Regions from separate parts of the Homo sapiens genome. Here regions 1 and 3 are each linked to region 2. Evidence: chromatin contacts called from ENCODE Hi-C or POLR2A ChIA-PET data. All regions are on one chromosome and are shown on one strand. Each heading gives the region's core, a stretch centred on a gene start or an enhancer-like site at or near the end of the contact. The rest is flanking DNA. Distances are from core to core; before and after follow the strand shown.

Evidence for each region. Hi-C counts contacts between places; a loop is a spot of excess contacts on that map. ChIA-PET counts read pairs that join two places held with the same protein, here RNA polymerase II (POLR2A). Pooled maps may share reads with other maps.
Region 1: a pooled map shows a loop between it and region 2 (16-fold over the local background). The contact joins the promoter of SLC30A9 here to the enhancer-like site in region 2. A Hi-C loop is called at or near these places in 1 of 168 maps with a recorded cell type or tissue (heart right ventricle) and 3 of 50 pooled maps. POLR2A ChIA-PET finds 5 or more read pairs at or near these places in 1 of 52 experiments (A673).
Region 3: a loop to region 2 is called in a pooled map, with 4 times the contacts of the local background. The contact joins the promoter of LIAS here to the enhancer-like site in region 2. A Hi-C loop is called at or near these places in 7 of 50 pooled maps. POLR2A ChIA-PET finds 5 or more read pairs at or near these places in 2 of 52 experiments (OCI-LY7 and WTC11).

What each region holds. Positions count from the first base shown.
Region 1 is chr4:41,987,347-41,991,878 of GRCh38, forward strand. SLC30A9 (solute carrier family 30 member 9) reads left to right here and starts at 3,184. Exons shown (of 18, transcript NM_006345.4): 1 at 3,184-3,414. The coding sequence starts at 3,306. RefSeq lists enhancers at 2,856-2,935, 3,216-3,355 and a silencer at 3,065-3,284.
Region 2 is chr4:40,720,548-40,725,119 of GRCh38, forward strand. No RefSeq gene overlaps it. Among named protein-coding and RNA genes, the nearest start is that of NSUN7, 27 kb to the right of the region's middle. Within about 2 kb of position 2,229, at least 12 of the 41 ENCODE cell types and tissues checked have a DNase peak (open chromatin) inside an H3K27ac peak, as active enhancers do; they include heart right ventricle, where a contact is called at or near this core.
Region 3 is chr4:39,457,044-39,461,542 of GRCh38, forward strand. It overlaps LIAS (lipoic acid synthetase), which reads left to right and starts at 2,013. Exons shown (of 11, transcript NM_006859.4): 1 at 2,013-2,119; 2 at 3,747-3,919. The coding sequence starts at 2,075. It overlaps RPL9 (ribosomal protein L9), which reads right to left and starts at 1,879. Exons shown (of 8, transcript NM_000661.5): 1 at 1,848-1,879; 2 at 1,351-1,397; 3 at 1,151-1,266; 4 at 543-638. The coding sequence starts at 1,396. RefSeq lists enhancers at 880-1,630, 1,826-2,120, 2,491-2,540 and a silencer at 2,061-2,110.

The DNA.
Region 1 (4,532 bases), core at 1,934-4,433, 1.3 Mb after region 2:
CGTGTTGCCCAGGCTGGTCTTGAACTTCTGGCCTCTTGCCTTAACCTCCCAAAGTGCTGGCATTACAGGCATGAGCCACTAGCACCTGGCTATAAGCCATTTTCTTTCTTGCTTCTTTTTTTTTCAAGACAGAGTCTCACTTTGTTGCCCAGGTTGTAGTGCAGTGGTATAATCTCGTTTCGCTGCAACCCCCACTTTCTGGGTTCAAGTGATTCTTATTCCTCAGCCTCCCGAGTAGCTGGGATTACAGGTGTGCACCACCACTCTCAGTTAATTTTTGTATTTTTAGTAGAGAAAAAGTTTTGCCATGTTGGCCAGGCTGGGCCATTTTCTTATTGAAGTGTTCAGGTGGGCAAGCTCCCTCCTCCCCCACTCCTAGAGGCAAAGAAAAAAAAAATCGCCAAAACGTGATGACAACAAGTATGTCTGTGTTCAAAATTAAATTTGTGTTTTTGGTAAGCCTCATGATAGAGCCACTTACTTTATTTTGTAATGGATTATCTAAGTCAGTTTTCCAGATAACCAGTCAAGTTTGTCTCAAGATCAGAGTTATTTTCCCAAAGCTATAGACAGGATGAAACCAAGCAATAGTAGTTAGCTCAATTGCACAAGCAAATTTCTGAAAGATGTTGGAACTTCTTCAGAGTTAATGGAAAACCTTGCAGGAATTATGGTGTATGGTAATAATCAAATGACACTTCACTCCTTTCCTACTTCTGTTTCTATCTATCTGACTTAATAGTTCCCTATATTTAGGCATCTATTTATATCATGTATCCTCATGAAACTTGGACAATTTTATACCATGTTGATCACATGAGTAAAAAATATCTGGGGAAATTCTCTCTTAACCTACATTCCAGGAAAAAAAAAATAGGAACACCATATTATCATTCAAGTCTTTTGAGAAGACATCACATTTTCTTCCAAAGGCAAGTACCCATTGACTTAGAAAGAGTGGTGTTTAAGATCAAGATCTTTGTGCCTTGGTTTCTTCGTCTACCTATAACTTATTTAAGGTATTATGAATGAGACAGTGTACACAGAGGGCCTGGCAATTAGTAAATGATTAATATTACTACTGCTGCTATTAGTTTTAAATTATCAATATATTTATTTATAAATTTGCTGCCTCTTCCAATAGAAAATAAGCCCTATGATACTAGAATCTTACCTGTTATGTATAGGTAGGCAACGCTGAATGTGTCTCAAATGGAGCATAAAAACAAAGTCTCTTGGTAAGGATGGGATTTAGGGTCAAAGGAAATTCCCCTAAGGAACTCTAAAACTGACATTATCTTAAGTTTTAGCACTTGGGGAAGTTTCAAAGACTTTCCAAAAGGATAAGTATATCATGATATGTAGGTATAAATACCAAGACAACTGCAGAGTTATTTTAATCCAAGTCTGTTGAGGCTTTATTATGTGATACAGCATTGTGAGAGTTAAGGTAACAGAAAATGATACACTTTGTTCTTCAAACTTATTTGGCAAATCAAGGGTACTGGAGGTTTATAACAATTAGTAGTGTCTAAGTCAAGTTACACCCCAACTATACCAGGAAAAAGAAGGACAGGAAAGCACACACTGTGAAATTTTACTGTGCACCAACATATTTTACACATCAGGTGGGCTGTTATGGAAATTAAGAACTCTGCACAAAATGTATTTTTTTTAAAAGTTTTATCAAGAAAGGAACATTTTCTTCTAAAAATGATTAGTACAGCTAAACAAAATAAAAATAATAATCCTATCGCACAAATTAAAAATAAAACCTGAGAAGTTTTGATCAGGCTTGCCTAAAACGAGTTGAAACCAAAGCCATTTTAAGAATCCAAAATATGAGATTAGTTTTGTTCAAAAAGAATTATCCATAAAAGTTAATAGATGTTTGCATAGTTACCATAAAATAAGAGGTAAGCCTTTATGTATTTTTACTTCATAAAGTTGAATTTCTATTAAAATCTATTACAAGAAAGGGAAAGTAACTTTCCAGTAATATTCAGATTTTTTAGTAATATTGAGCCTACATTTATGGGACATCATTTTTTAATGTTTGTCCACTGAATATTTTAAGTTATGTTTGTCATAGGAAATTAAATTTGCTTACCATTCTTAACGATAATCTCTTTCCTCATTTGGTTATACTTATCTCAATTAGTATAAGAGACTTGTTGATTTTTTTAAAAATTAAGGACATACTAAATTTCCCCGAGATAGTTATTTTGCAGTAATATAGATAAGCGACTCAGATTAACTTTAAAACAAACCACCATACATTCCATTCAATTTATTTTTGCCAGGCATTGTTTTAGCGGCTTTATACAGCCATGTACAAAATAGACAAGATTCCAGCATCATGATGCTTATTTTCTATTCTAGGACACAAAATAGAAAAAAAAATCTCAAATAGTGATAAGCGTTTTGAAGAAAAGTATATAGGACAGCCGGGTAGAGAATGACCAGGACTACCATAGCTAGGGTGGTCAAGGAAGGCCTCTCTTGAGTTTGAGTTAAGAGCTGAATGAGCATGGCAGAGAGAAACAGTTAACGTGGATACTGTTCAGGTTTCTTTCTCCCTGGGACCAAAATGTTTCGAAGTCTGCATACCTCCGTTTACCCTAACTTGTCATGAACATAAAACCTCTTATATTGCAGGCAAAAATCTGAGGTTCACAGATTAGTAGGGCAAGTAGCTGATTCCGAAGTGTGTACTTGCCTTTATGATACTGGATACACACTGGTGTTAACAAGGAGAACGATGTACGTGGCAGACGTTCGGAGAGTACTGGACATGTTGGTTCTAATTTGGGTTTATCCTGGCAGGCTCTAGGTAGAGAGGCTCAGAAAACCTGCGTCCATCCTTCCCATCTTTCCTCCCATTTCCGAAACCACGGCCCCGGTTTCGAGTCCAGAAAAAAAGGAATAAGTAGAACTCCCAAAGGACAGCTTTCCTGGCTGAACAAGATGTAAACAGTTTACGTGATTTCCAACCAAGCGCAAAAGTACAGGTGCAAAAGAAGACGGCAGACACCAAACTTCCCCTGCAGCCACGCCCTCCCCACTTTGGGAGTCTGGGTCCCCGGGAAGGAAGGCCTCCCTATTGGTGCTCAACGTGTTACGTCACTTCCGCTACCTCCACGGCAGGCGTCGCTAAATGACGTTGCCGTTTCCGGGTCACCCAGGCAGCTTGTGGCGGCGAAGCCATCGGTGTTCGCTGATGTCCAGTCTATGGAGTCAGTTGGTACCGGTGGCGGCGCGGAGGCAGAAGGCGGTGTCCGAGTAGGGGCCTCTGCCCCACCAGGATGTTACCCGGCTTGGCCGCCGCCGCGGCCCACAGATGTAGCTGGTCCTCCCTGTGCCGGCTCCGTCTGCGATGCAGGGCGGCGGCCTGTAATCCCAGCGACCGCCAGGGTGAGTGTCCCGCGCTGGCCGCTGGCTCCGTAGAAGCCGAACTGGAGGGCCAGGCTGGGCTCGGCGCCTCGCCTGGGGCAATTCGCCCACTTGCCTTTCGCCAACCTCAGAACCTTCCTTTCTGGCCTCCGCCTTTCCAGTTCAGCCTGCGCAGCCCGCGGGGGTCCTGACAGGTCTCTGACTCTGATGCCTTCTGCAGCCCTAGCATGGCCCCCGCGGGAACTTGTGGGCACCTCGCGGGCCGGATTGCACCTCTGAAGCCTACCGCTTTGTACCAAACAAAATGTTACGTGCGCATCGCGGTGTCCCGCGGTTACTCACCTCCGCGGTTGGAAATTGCGGACTCCGCAAAGTTCCAGGGTCTTTGGAGCTTTCCAGCGCACCTTCATTTAGCACTTGGTTGAGATTTTCTTGGCCTTCTTTTTCTTACTCTCCCAACTTATTTTCTTAAATTTTCTAAAAGGAAGGAGGGGTGCTACTCACTACGGATCTTTTGGAAGAAGTACGAAAGTATCCGACAATCATTGAATGAACCCAGTTTGGGTCCGAAAAACAAAGAAACTCTTCAGTTCGGCTGAGCAGTCTTTTTGGTGAAAAGGTGGCAGTTGTAGTGGTAACCCAGAAAAAAAGGTGGTTGAAGAGAATTTTCGTCTCTCTCAACATTCTTTTCTGACTCAAATTTAAATGGTTTGAGAGTTTCCAAAATAACATTGAACTAATCAGGCTTACCTTCGTTTTTGCCGTAGCTTGACACACATTGCTTGACACTGAGAACTGATAGGATCTCTGAGGGAGAAGACAGAACTAAGTCCACCCTTAACCTAATCCCTCCATTCTTGGGATGCAGAGAGTATTTACCGAAACATTCATGTTCGAAGCCAGGTGTGGTGGTGCGCTCCTGTAGTCCAGCTACTCGGGAGACTGAGGCAGGCAGATCTTTTGAGCCCAATAGTTCTAGGCTAGCCTTGGCAACATAGTGAGCTGTCTGTAAAAACATAGGTTTGAAAAAACCTGTAACATGTTCGTGACCTCCTGAAAGAAGTCGGAAGTTGCAGTCATTCGAGATTTTATGTAATATAAGCTATAGTAACTATGCTGTGGATATAAATTAGAATATA
Region 2 (4,572 bases), core at 979-3,478:
ATGCCACATTCTAAAAGGGACGTTGCCAAATGGGAGGGCCAAGTTGCAAAAATGAGGCCAGGATAGTAAGGGGACTCAAAGCATGTGATACCAGGAAAACGTGACTCCTCTGCCTTCTTGCATATCACCTTCTCCCACCTTCACCTCCTTCCCTTTACAGTTTAAGTTCCATGGTCCATTACTGCAACTACTCTTTTGCAAAAAACTCTGTCATCCTTGCTGCGTTTCATTCTTCCATTACAGGTGCCAGGCAAAAAGACCGACTCCAGATCAAACCACCTATCCGTTTCTCTGCTAAGATCCCCAGGCTGCTGACTTTGCAAGAAGAAATCTTACAAATGTACACATCAATTGCACTGTAAACTAATAGTCTCCATCCTTAACTGGTTCCTCAAAACGACATGGTAGTCATTTAGTATTTTCCTAGGTGGCTCTCTCTCCTTTGCACAGTGCTTCACAGAATTCAACGTTTTCACTTTCCTCAAAATCTGACGCCTGCCTTCCTCCCCAACAGAGAAGATAATGCTATTAAGGAACTCCTTCACCTTCTCACCCTAACCAGTGGTATGAGTAAATGCCTGATAACTGGCTCTCCAGATGTCAGGGTATGGGGAAGTACTGATGTATAGTATTTACTAATTTCCATGATGTAAATATCCCCACTGTGGCTGAATTCCAGCTGTTAATGTGAGGTTAACCAATTAGCAAAATTGCTGAAAATTTAACAATTGGCTCCTGTGAGCTTGTAGGAGCTGGTTCCAGCACCCACTGCATACAACTCAGAAACTTAAATGGATCCAAGGCATCCTATCCTCCTTCCCACATCTGTTACAATAGGAGAGAGGTCTCTCCTATTCTCCTCCTATCTAAAGCAAATGATCTGCCTTCTATGGTATCTTGTTCTATCAATTAAAATCCTTTTTTCTTGTATCTTCTACTTCCCCCTAACCTCTTTTTTTTTTTTTTTTTTTTTTTTTACAGAGCCTGGCTCTGTCGCCCAGGCCGGAGTGCAGTGGCACAATCTCAGCTCACTGCAAAGTTCGCCTTCCAGGTTCAAGTGATTCTCGTGTCTCAGCCTCCCAAGTAGCTGGGATTACAGGTGCCTGCCACCATGCCCGGCTAATTTTTGTATTTTTAGTAGAGACGGGTTTTCACCATGTTGGCCAAGCTGGTCTCGAACTCCTGACCTCAAGTGATCCGCTCGCCTCGGCCTCCTGAAGTGCTGGGATTACAGGTGTGACTCACCATGCCTGGCCCTGAACCTCCCCCTTTTTTACTGACTGACTTCTTTTTCTCATTTAAACTTAGTTAACCCTGTCCCACCTTTTCTATTTGTTTGTTTTAAGAACCAACTCTATTTGACTCCACATTTCCCTCTGGTTATGTCACAGATCTACTTCATAAAAGAATGGTTTCCACTGCCTGACTTACTCATCTGCTTACTGAAATCTGGGTTTCCACTGAAATCTCCTAAGTTACTAACAACTTCCTTGTTACTAAATTCAATAGCAAATTTCAGTCCTTGCTCTACTGACCTCTCTTTAGCAGCTGACACATTTGACCACTTCTTTCCTTGGCCTCTGTGACTCGATGATCCTACGATTCTCCTCATTCCTCTTGGCCTCACCTCTGTTTCCTTTTCTGGCTCCTCCCTTCTGTCTTTCTCTGACTTGTTAGTGTTTCCCCATGGTTCTACCAAAAGATAAGAGATCCCTTCTCTTTTCATTCTACTTTCCCTGGATCTGATCTCCTCCCATGGCTACAATTACCATCCCCAGGTGGATGACTAGTGATGGTTCCAGGCCAAGTCTTTGCATCTAGTAGGCATATTTGTTTGAATATCTTTGGAAGTATCATGATCGTAACATTTCTAAACTGAAAGCTCCCCAAATCGCCTCCCTTTCTGTGCTCCTGGAACAGTGAAGGGCCCCAAGTTGCCCATGCCAGAACCTTGATTCCTTTTCTCTGATACCTCATTCCAATTAATCACTAAGTCCTGCTGATTCAACTTCACATCTCTTACTCCTGTCTACCTCTCATCATCCTCAGGGTTACCACCCTGGTTCAGGCACACTACCTCTCACCAAGGTTATCCTTCCTGGTCTCCTAACCGGTCTTTCCACTTCCAGCCTTGCCTCACCCCAATCCATCCTACATTCTGCAGTGATGTCTCAAAAACGCAAATGTGATCATGTCATTTGCCTCTTCAACAGCTTCTGATGGTTCCCCTTTGTTTTGTCACATGAGTGGTCTGACCCTCATCTGCCTCTTCCTGCTCCCCACCGCATTTCCACTGATCTAAACTTTTTTCAGTTCCCTAAGCATACCATGTGCTGTTTCATCTGTGGGCCTTTAACTATACTGTTTACTTTGCCAAGAACACCATAATTTACTTCCTGGTGAATAGAGACAGGAAGTAAATTATATTCATAATCTCTCTTACCGTAACTTACTGCTTCTTAGACATTACTTACTGCTTCTTAGAAATTACTTCCTGCATAAGTGCCGCTGACCCAGCCCCCTCCACCTCCTGCAATGTTTGTTTAACTTGTCTGTCTCCCTGATAAACACTAACCTCCATAAGGACTGGGACCTTGTCTATTCTCTTCACCCCTGTATCCCCATTGATTTAAATCAATAACTCCATCCTCATTCTACCCCCTGCAGCCCCTGGCAATCAATCACCAATTTACTGTCTCTATGGAATTCAACCTCCCTCAGCAAGTTGCCAGTGGGAAATACTGAGCCTAGACCTACTATTAACTTTTAAAATAAGAATATTGAGTTAGTAATTAAGTGCCAATTATTAAACTTTTTTGTGCCTTATTTCCTTAACTTTGAAAGGATGCCTACTCATTCAAGGGCCCAAGCCAGATGACCTGCAGGGGTTTTTTTTGGTTTTGTTTTTTTTCTTTTTTGAGATTGTGTTTCGCTCTTGTTGCCCAGAGTGCAATGGTGTGATCTCGGCTCACCGCAAACTCTGCCTCCTGGGTTCAAATGATTCTCCTGCCTCAGCCTCCAGAGTAGCTGGAATTACAGGCACATGCCACCACGCTCGGCTGATTTTGTATTTTTAGTAGAGACAGGGTTTTTCCATGTTGGTCAGGCTGGTCTCGAACTCCTAACCTCAGATGATCCACCTGCCTCGGCCTCCCAAAGTGCTGGGATTACAGGCATGAGCCGCCGAACCCAGCCTGACCTGTAGTTTTAATTGCTTGACAGTCATATAAAACTTTGCCTTATTCAGCTTCTCATTTATGGTTCTGGTCAATTCATAGAATTTCCACTTACAGGAATGTCAGTTTCTGTGGCAGGAAGCAAAACCTCTCAGTATGCTCTGAGGAACCTTCCATGACTGCCATGACCAGTTCCTCAAGTCCCTGCCTTCCAGCCTACACTCTTCCCTATTCTCTAAATATGAGTTTCTTCCACTCTGATTTCAAGGAACTTGGATTATGGCAAGTCAACTTTTGAGACAGGGTCTCACTCTGTCACTCAGTCTGGAGTGCAGTGGCACAATCTTGGCTCACTGCGATCTCCAGTTCCAGGACTCAAGCCAGCCTTCCACTTCAGCCTCCTGAATAGCTGGGACCACAGGCACGCACCACCGGACCCAGCTAATTTTTCTGTATTTGTAGAAATGGGGTTTCACCATATCACCCAGGCTGGTCTTGAACTCCTGAGCTCAAGTGATCCTCCCGCCTCGGCCTCCCAAAGTGCTGGGATTACAGATGTCAGCCACTGTGCCAGGGGCAAGTCAACATTTTAAAACCTGTCTTACTTAAAAAAAAAATTTTTTTTAAATAAATGAATAAATAGGCCAGGTGTGGTGGCTCACGCTTCTAATTCCAGCACTTTGGGAGGCTGAAGTGGGTGGATCATCTGAGGTCAGGAGTTTGAGACCAGCCTGGCCCACATGGTGAAACCTCTTCTCTACTAAAAATACAAAAATTAGGTGGGCGTGGTGGTGGGCACCTCTAATCCCTGCTACTCGGGAGGCTGAGGCAGGAGGATCACTTGAACCCAGGAGGCGGAGGCTGCAGTGGGCCGAGATAACAACATTGCCCTCCAGCCTGGGTGACAAGGGCGAAACTCCTTCTCAAAAAAAAAAAATAATAAAAGAATAAATAAATAAAACCTGTCTTACATAAAATATTTTAATTGCCTCTATTCAAAATCTATCTTTTAGTTAAGACTTTTTTACATTTTTAGTTTTTGTTTTCAGAAATATGTAATGAAAAGTAATAGTAAAAAAAAATTGACATTATTTTAAGGTAAAGATACATCTTCCATCTCCAAGGCTGCTTTATGAATTGTAATTGGAAAAAATAGCTGATCAAATAATCTTTTCCCTAAATATCGTATTTAACATTAATTGAAGTCTATGAGGTACTAGGCACAATGCTAAAACTTTTATCTACATTGCCTTAATTAAAACCCAGGGCAACCCAGCAAGATAGGAAATATTATTATCTCCATTTTGCCGATGAGAAAACTGAGACTGAGAGATTAAATGACTTGTCCAAGGTTACATGGCTAGTAACTAAAGATCAGAACCTAGGTTGGTCTCTG
Region 3 (4,499 bases), core at 763-3,262, 1.3 Mb before region 2:
ACGGTGGGTTGGAAAGAATAATGACATACATTATGGCAGCAGACAGAAAACTCAGAAACTACATCTTTTTCTATCCCAACAAGGGGTCCTGATGGTGAGATGTGACTACCAACTAGTACTGCAACTGTAGATTTCCTATCTTAAAGAATTCGGAAGGTATGAAAATTCATCATTAGCCTACTTTTTAAAAGTTGTACCCATCTAGCCATGCATGGTGGCTCATGCCTGCAATCCCAGTACTATGGGAGGCCAAGGTGGGAGGATCACTTGAGCTCAGCCTGGACAAAATAGCGAGACCCCAGCCTTGATTAAAAAAAAAAAAAACCCAACAACAGAAAAAAACAAACATGTTGTACCCATCTGGTCTTTGCTCTCAGCTCTATCGCTTAAAGACCCACAGATGCCTATTTTTGCCAAGTTCTTGCGTATTACACCAAATAAAATACATGACCCATTCTCTGAAAGAGACACTTACGCTGTATAAAGCACAGGTTTGAGAAACCTCCCTTTCCAAAACAAGGAAGTCTGATACATCTGCTTACCAGTGTAACACCCTTGATCATGTTCTGTACATGACTACAAATAGTCCGAACGGTAGCCAGTTCCTTTCTGTTACCCCACCATTTGTCAACCCGGAGCTGTAACAGAACAAAAAATGTATTCTTTCCAGAAATATGCAGGCTTAAAAGACAACAGACCACTTACCGAATTACTTTAAGATTCTAGAATTAACCCTTATCAAAGCACATGGTTTTCAACTGGAAAAATCCAACCACCTATAAAACCTCCCAACAGTTAAGCTTTGTAGAAGTTGCAACAAACTTCCCTTCTGGAAAATTAAATCATCAGGTTTAAATGACCTACTGCCGGTTCCTGTGATTTTTACAAAGCAATCACTAGGAAAATAAACCAAACTTCTAACACCATTAAGACGTGTCACTGATGACCACTATTACATTTGAGCTTTATATAATTGGCTGTGTTCAGAATCTGGTTTTTCAATTTCACTGAACAGGCTGGTATTCTGGACAGCAACATTTAAAGCTGAAGCACTGAACCTTAATTCGAAAATTGTTAAAGCAACCAAATGTGATGCTGTTATAAACCACCTTCCAACGAGCAACTGAATTATCAGAAGAAAAACCCTCACCCTCTTTTTTTTCTTTCCAAGAAGGCTGAGTTCTACATTGATGTGATTGAAGTCCCTCCGCAGGGTTCCTCTGGGGCCCTTCACGATAACTGTGCGTCCCTTCAGAGTAATGTCGACTAGAAGAGAGAACACACTCGTCAGGCCACACAACGCTTGGAACGTGCAGTAAAGATGTAAGTAAAAGACATCAAGTCTCATACCATTTTCTGGAATGTCGACAGTCTGATTGCTGAGAATAGTCTTCATTCTGAAACACAAACACTGGGGGTGAGGCCGACGCAAGGCCCGTTTTTCCACCAAACTACGCCGCACAGAGCTCCACTCCTACTGGAGACTGCCAGGCGGAAGTTCCAGACAAGATGTCGGAGGACGGGAGACCGACAGCGGGCCCCAGTGTGTCCCAGCCTGGAAGGAGCAGCCCCAAAGCGAGAATTACGAGGCCCAGCAGTCGAACTCCCACTCAGCCCAACCCTGGAAGTCCTATGCGGGCGGTGCCATCCCGGCAAGACTGAGGGGCGGGAATAGGCCAAAAAGCCCACAACAGGATTCGCATCTGGCGCCGCCAGGCTCATATGGCGCTTGCCGAGCTGGGGGACAAACAGGACAAGGTTCCGAGAGTGGGAGCCGCGCCGCAGCCTTTCCCAGAGCAGATGGTTTCAGATTCCCAGTACCCCCACGAGCACAGAAACATCCTTACCTCGCAGTAGACGCAGCAAAGAAAGAACGTCTGTCGTCATTACGTACTTGTATCGCGTAAGGGGCCTGCGTATTGCGTCATGAGTGCGCGACGCACGTAAGGCTAAAGCAGCCAATCGTGGAGCAGCTTGGCTGCTTGTCATAAATGGAGCGACGTAATTTCGACCTGTCCTTTCCCGGGAGTTAGCGATCCCTCAACCCCTGCACTGCGCTAGTCCTAAAGAGGAAATGTCTCTACGCTGCGGGGATGCAGCCCGCACCCTGGGGCCCCGGGTGAGCGGCGGGGCGAACGGGTTTGGGCGTGGGGTGGGGGGATCCTATCCCTTCAGAGCGCCCATGCCCAATAATAAAGGCCAGTGCATTTACTGAACATTTACTACTAGCCAACGGCAGTTTTAAACGTTTTTCGTGTAATCTCATGTAATTATCCCGCCAGCCCCATGATATAGAGTCTCTGGCATCAGTTTGTTTGCAAGTCTCTCTGGGCCAGCACCGAGGACTTATTTTCTGCTTAGAGTGGTTTGTACCCTATATTTATGGAGCACTGCAGTGAGCACCCCACATAGCTATTCTGTCTTGGACTCTTACTGTGTGTGAGACACCACTCTAGCCGCAGAGAACACAAACCTGTCCGCTAGGCTTCAGCGGCAGACATTGAGAAGTGCAGTAGCAATCGTGCAACACCCTAACAGGCACTCTTTGAGTTGTCGAAGGTTCTTTTGAGATACATGTGCAGACTCGTGGATTTTGTAGTGTTTTGGCTATCTCATACACGTTTGTGTTCAGATGTAAAAGCCGAATACCATGATTTCTTATGTTCTTGACTGCCACGTTCAAACACAGAAACAATGTAACCTAGAAAGTAAAAACGTTCATCCTGGCCAACATGGTGAAACCCCGCCTCTATTAAAAATACAAAAATTAGCTGAGCGTGGTGGCGTGCGCCTGTAGTCCCAGCTACTCGCCAGGCTGAGGCAGGAGAATCGCTTGAACCCGCGAGGCGGAGGTTGCAGTGAGCCGAGATCGCGCAACTGCACTCCAACCTGGGCGACAGAGCGAGACTCCATCTCAAAAAAAAAAAAAGAAAAAGAAAGTAAAAACGTTAGGCTTGGTTTTAACCTTCCAGTTGTCTGAAACTAATTGGGCATTATTAACCTACGTTTCAACAATTATTCAAAGCTCGAGAGATTTATTGCACACTTCACTTTAAACGCCCCTGATTCAAGTCAGGACCAGAACAGTTTTAAACTGTGGCACCTTCTTCAGTTATTGCAGTTCAATCTTGTTGAAAGACAAACATCTAGTTCCTGGTAGGTGGAGTACATGAAAGTGTGATATATGTTAGTTCCAGAGATTTTCGGGCCGGGTGCGGTGGCTTACGCCTGTAATCCCAGCACTTTGGGAGGCCGAGGCAGGTGGATCACCTGAGGTCAGGAGATCGAGACCATCCTGGCTAACATGGTGAAACCCTGTCTCTACTAAAAATACAAAAAAATTAGCCGGGCGTGGTGGCGGGCGCCTGTAGTCCCAGCTACTCAGGAGGCTGAGGCAGGAGAATGGCGTGAACCCGGGAGGCGGAGCTTGCGGTGAGCCAAGATTGCGCCACTGCACTCCAGCCTGGGCAACAGAGCAAGACTCCGTCTCAAAAAAAAAAAAAAAAAAACAGATTTCCAAATCTATTCTAAACTCAGTAGTAAACAGTCAACTCTTACTCTCTTTTAGGTTTGGTTCCTTCAGTCATCTTTTATATTCTAATGCCCTAGAATACTAGAGCTCCTAGTTTGACATAATTTCTGAATCACTTTTTTGGCTTTACCCTTCCGTTTAGGTGTTATGATGGGTTAAAACTAAATTATTACGGACTCCACTAAATAAACGTCATAATTAACTCTTTCTTTAGGTATTTGGGAGATATTTTTGCAGCCCAGTCAGACCGTTAAGCTCCTTGCCAGATAAAAAAAAGGAACTCCTACAGAATGGACCAGACCTTCAAGATTTTGTATCTGGTGATCTTGCAGACAGGAGCACCTGGGATGAATATAAAGGAAACCTAAAACGCCAGAAAGGAGAAAGGTAATTGAAAATTTGAGATAATTTTAACGTCCCGTTCCTTTATTGTGCATTATTTTCAGATATAACCAAGCCCTAGAATCTGTTTTTAATATCAGACTTGTTAAATTTAGCTAAAAATCATTAGAAAGATGTGATAACAGAACTAGATAGAACAAGTAAGCAGATGAAATTTTTGGAATCTTTCTCTTTTCTCTTGCCCTTACTATGTTACACTGCCATCTCCCCATTTTCTACCCAGCATCCAACTTCTTCAGAGTAAAGATTACTGCTTTGCTACTAGTCTGTTAGATCTGGGTTAGTAGCTGTTGATGATCTAACTTGTGCTTCTCCTAGTCAATTTACATGTGACCTATGGATACCTTGCCTTAATTTAAAAGAATGATGGAATTTTATGTAGAAGGTAGATTGAGTTGAAAGATAACTTAATCCTGCTCCTTCTATATCACAAGTGGATGGAAGTCATGGAGAACCAAGGATACACAGTCTCCAGTCCAAATTTTAGATCTTTTTTCCATTGAGTAACCACTATAAAATCTAGAATGTAGAGCAGACAGTGCACAGTTGTGATCTTTCCTCAGTC